Regions from separate parts of the Homo sapiens genome. Here region 2 is linked to region 1. Evidence: chromatin loops called from intact Hi-C (ENCODE). Cell type or tissue: heart left ventricle. All regions are shown on one strand.

The links. Peaks named below come from ENCODE experiments on the same cell type or tissue, not always from the same donor. Only the 100,000 strongest peaks of a DNase experiment are listed, where the experiment ranks them.
Region 2: a loop joins it to region 1, with 2.2 times the contacts of the local background. A loop is called at or near these places in 14 of 110 quality-filtered maps.

What each region holds. Positions count from the first base shown.
Region 1 is chr22:40,435,838-40,438,337 of GRCh38, reverse strand. All of the region lies in intron 4 of MRTFA (myocardin related transcription factor A), which reads left to right. Among named protein-coding and RNA genes, the nearest start is that of SGSM3, 66 kb to the right of the region's middle. RefSeq lists enhancers at 1,308-1,357, 1,428-1,477, 1,598-1,727, 1,988-2,047. In heart left ventricle, a CTCF peak has its summit at 1,256 (motif pointing left); no DNase peak of the experiment used is centred here; H3K4me3 peaks cover 901 bases; H3K27ac peaks cover 894 bases.
Region 2 is chr22:40,510,427-40,512,926 of GRCh38, reverse strand. All of the region lies in intron 3 of MRTFA (myocardin related transcription factor A), which reads left to right. Among named protein-coding and RNA genes, the nearest start is that of MRTFA-AS1, 10 kb to the left of the region's middle. RefSeq lists an enhancer at 1,798-2,342. In heart left ventricle, a CTCF peak has its summit at 1,154; no DNase peak of the experiment used is centred here; H3K27ac peaks cover 2,500 bases.

The sequences.
Region 1 (2,500 bases):
AATCAAGCCAGTGATTCAACCAAATTACAGCATTTGGTGACAGCAACACCTGAATATATCGACACATATACCATTTGGTTCAGGGCACTCTCACTGGTGTTTCTTCCTTACAAGGGTTCTGAGAGGTGGGCAGATTCTCACTCTGGAAGAAAATTAGACCCAGAAAGCAGTCAAAACCCATGTCACCCAGCAGTAATTGGTAGCACTCAGTACTAGAACACAGATCCCTTGACTGTCTATCCAGAACTTCTGTGAGGTTTCGAACCCGGTTGAGAACCAGAATTCTGGCTGTTTAGATGAAAGTTTAGAGCTCTGCCGCAGAATCCTCCTGTCCTCCTGTCACTAGTCACCTTGTGTCCGTTTCTTACAGAATACTCACTAATTCATCGAGTGAATAATTATTGAGGGTATACTGTGTGCCTGGTATTCTAGGCACTTGGGGAATGCTGTGAGTGACTAAAAAAATAGACAAAACCCTTGCTGTGCTCTGATGGGGACATGTTGTAAATGTAAACGTGGGAGACTGAGAGTAAACAAGAAAAGTATGTAGTATTCCGCCTTTTTTTTTTTTTTTTGAGACGGAGTCTTGCTCTGTCTCCCAGGCTGGAGTGCAGTGGCACTATCTTGGCGCACTGCAACCTCTGCCTCCTGAGTTCAAGTGATTCTCCTGCCTCAGTCTCCTGAGTAGCTGGGATTACAGGCACCCTCTACCATGCCTGTACAAAAATGTTTGTATTTTTAGTAGAGACGGGGTTTCACCATGTTGGCCAGGCTCGTCTCGAACTCCTTACCTCATGATCTGCCCACCTCGGCTTCCCAAAGTGCTGGGATTGCAGGCGTGAGCCACCATGCCCAGCCAGATACGTAGTATTTATATAAAGACTGTCAAGACAGTGATGAGTGCTGCGGAGAAAAATGAGGCAGAAAAGGAAGCTGGGGTGGGGTGGACAGTGTCCGTTTTCTCTTGATTCTTTGTACTTACTGTCTCATGCATGTGCTAAGCTTTCCAAGAGCCAAGGTTACGTGTGATGCATCACACCCGGGTTCCTGCAGAGCAGGACGTTTGGAGTTGAGCTAGCGTTACACAGTAGAAGCAGGTGCAGGGGGTGTCTATTTACCCACTGAAATGCCCACGACCTGCCCATGTAAGAAGTGGGGAATCCTGGATAGTGCCCAGGTAGGTTGGGGAGGTAACTTGTACTGGTTTTTCTTTGATGTTATTTGTTAAATCTAGAGCTCCCCCTTCTGTTAGAAGATGGGATCTCAGTAGTACTTTTAAGACTGTAGTTTCTTTTTTATCTTAAGATTCACAAAAAATTTTTAAAAATAAATACCACTGGGACAATTGAAGCTTTCTTCTGGGACTGCTGTTGCTGAGGCCCAGCCCCCCGCTGGGGGTGGAGAGGAAGGAGGAAGAAGCACAACGGCCCAGGCAGGATAGGGTCCTATCTATGCTCTCTTGCTACTTTTAGCAGCTCCTTAACCCTGCACTCCTACCGCAGCCAGCAGCCTAGCAAAAGTTATCTCTGCTCGCAGTTTCACAGCTCTTTGGAAATTCTAGGGCAGGAGAAGTGAAACTGACCACAGTCTTATAAATTTCTCTCTTATTGCCTCTGTTCCCTACTTGAAGTGAGTCAGGCCTTTCCCTCTCATCCTCAGAGTGTCTTAAGTTGCTATTTGTCCTTACAGCCAAGTTTTTGACAAAAGGAGTCAGACCTTCCATTCATGGTGCAGCCTTTCTGGAGGCTCTTGGTTTGGTCTTGCCACCTGAGTGTTGTTTGCAGAAGTCGAGACTTGTGGTCTTTGTGTGGTATCCCCAGAATAGAGCTGAGCCCTTCGTCTCAGCTGTCGGTTGTGTGTGTTCCTTCACATACAATTGCCATGGGGTTCTTTTAGTCCTTAGAGATGAAATTCAAGTTAATTTTAGCAGCACTATAAATAACAGGTGCAGTGAAGAAGGAAATAGTGCCGAGTGGACATATATCTTTTTGGTTTTAACTGTCCCATTGAAACAGTTTGGCCACTTTATGATTCCTCGTGAGGTTGAGGAAGTAAGGTTAATTTGGCATGCATCTGTGCCCCTTCCTGTGTGCAGGTGTCCTGAGAATAATGTGAGGCCTAGCAGGCGTTCTTGGAGTCCTAGCTGAAGGGGGATTTGCGGCTGACGGTCCAGTCATGGGCCAGGGTGTTTGTTAAAGTTACATTCCATGGGTGCACTTTATATAGCCCAAGCTTAGGCAGTGACAGTTCCCATTAGGAGTCATATTTTGGTTTCTACCAAAACTGTTTGAATGGGGTAGCTAAACCATAAAGATACATGCTTACTCAGGTGTCATTGCCTTCACTTCAACTGATATTTATAGTACTACTAACAGTAATGTGATTTTTTTTTTTTTTTTTTGGGGGACGGTTTCTCGCTCTGTTGCCCAGGCTAGAGTGCAGTGGCGCAATCTCGGCTTACTGCAAGCTCTGCCTCCCAGGTTCACGCCATTCTCCTGCC
Region 2 (2,500 bases), 75 kb before region 1:
AAATGTTCATAACTAATCATGATAAAGATGGATCAGTTAAAGTTTACAAATTACTTTTAAGATGCACATTGCGAAGTGGTGGTGTTATGGGTATGAATTTCTTAGCTTTTCAGGATGTCATCCTTTTAGCCCTGTAGCTAAAACTCAAGAGGCTACATGTTCAACCATAAAACATTAGCCTCTGCCAACATTACATCAGCTCCACAAAACCTCACTGGCTAATTATCCCTTGGGACTAGGACATGGATTTGGCAGCTTGTGAAAGCTGCTTTTTCCAATTTCTCCCTTACTGGCTGTGACATATCCCAAAGGAATGAAGTTGAGAAATAATCATCTTTCGAAAGCTCTCAACCTCTCATTCCCACAGTGGTTCTCATGGTTAGGGATAGATGATCCTTTCTTCCACTTGAGGAATCCCTTTAGCTTATGATGTATTCTTTCAGTAGTAACCAAGGTACCCTGAGTGGAAGGATGATGGCAAGGATCCTCATTAGGTATGTTTCTAGGTGATTGTCTATAAGGAATTTAATGCTTCTGTTAGGATCTTCTTTATATTACCAAAATTGAAGAAGCTGGAAGACCAGCATTGGGACCCATGTGTGGTTATCATCTGTGTCCATTGACATTTGCTGTAAGAATTAGTATTGCTCATTTAACATCTCCTTTTGATGAGCACCTGTAAAACAACTTTTTTGAGGACACTCTTGGATAGCAAAAAGAACTGTATGATCTTAATCTCTTTTAGCCTCAGTTTATTTATCCTAAAATAAAGATATGGTACTTGGCCTTATTTTCCTCACAAGGGACCGTAAGGATGGAAGGAGATGACACATATGAACTAATTTCATAGTGACCTACTAGTCACCCTATATAGTGGGCCCATTCTAGGCCTCATCTCACCTGTTCTATGTTCCCTCCTCGTTCTGTACTACTCAGGATTTTTCACATAATCTTGGTTCACCTAAGCATAAAATAAATATATTGGAAAAGTATTGGATAGTGCACAGCCTTAAAAGGAAGGCTGGATAACACAGTTCAGAAAATGAGCAGAAACTGAGTGAGGCAAGACATAGTAAAGACCATGTAATGGGATCAGTTGGCTGAGGACTCTCTCTAGCACTGCTTGCTGGACCTTCTCTGCCACTGCTGCTGGCCTGGTCTCCCATGAACATCTGTTACTACTGGCACTGCCACCAGTAGGCACTTGCCACAGTGCCATGAATAATTTCTGATTATATTTTCCACCTTTGTGTTATTCTTTCAATATTCAAAGATCTACATAGGAGGATCTGATTGACTTGGGTTATATATTTGTGAACTAGATGCCAGGGAACAGAGAGAGGGAATTTCTGTTACTGTCAGTTCCTGTAGTGGGAAAAGGTGACTGCCTTTCCCCGTCTTAGAATTTCCTCCAAATAGGAAAGGTATTCACATGTGATACGTGTATATGTATCTATATCCCTGACCTGTTTACTGAGTTCTAGATTCAGTTAATCCACTAATTCTTCCCACCTGGACATCTAAATGACTAGTGTGCACTTAAAACTGATATCGCCATTCTCAGTGACTACTCCCAACCTGCATTCCCTAATTTATAGTGCCAGTTGCCCTAGCCAGAAAATTAGGAGTCAGTCTCAATTCCTCCTTTCTTGTTGTACTTGTCATATCTATTTGACTTGTGAGTTCTCTAGATTTTACCTCTACCTTGACTTCTTATATTTTGTCTCTCTGCCCTATATCATATTGTCAGCATTTTTCTCTGTGGTTTCAGGGGACTTGTTATTGGGCTCCCTGGCTATAGTTCAACTCTCCTCCAATCTGTCCATTCAGCTGCCAAGATACTTTCGCTAACTACCAATTCTAATCATTTTCTTTCTCCTGCTCAGAATTCTTCCATTTCTTGTGGGGTAAAACTTAAGCTATTTTATTTGTCTGGTCTCTGACTATGTGGTTATCTCATATCACTTCCAAACTCACAGTCCCCAGCAGTACTGACCAGCTTTTGGTTCCCAGAACACTTCGTGCTTTTTTTAAAAAAAGCACATATATTCCTTTGCATATAACCGTTAGTCTTTCTGCTTGCCAGCCTTCTGGCCTCACTTCAAGGGCTGTCTCTTCTGAGATGTGTGCTGTCTTTGATTCCCCCAGAAACTTCGGTGCCCCTTCTGCTGTGCTCTCCTTATGTTTACTGCATACCACCAAAGACTGATTGTTTGCTGCATTTTCATTCCTAGCAGGTCTCATTGTTAGAAGTATGGCCCCTTTAAAGCAGGGGTGGTATCCAATTTCTGTATTGCCAGTTCCTAACACATAGCAGGTACATAATAATTTTTATTTAATGATTCAGTGAAAGCACTTTGAGAAGTAAAGCACTGTACACATGATATTTTCATCACTGGCATTTTCTTGTAAGCATTTAGGACCTTTTGAACTCTAAAATTCTGTTTTGTATTAATCTGTTTCTGGAGAACATTTCGGGTTTTATTTCAATCAATTATTT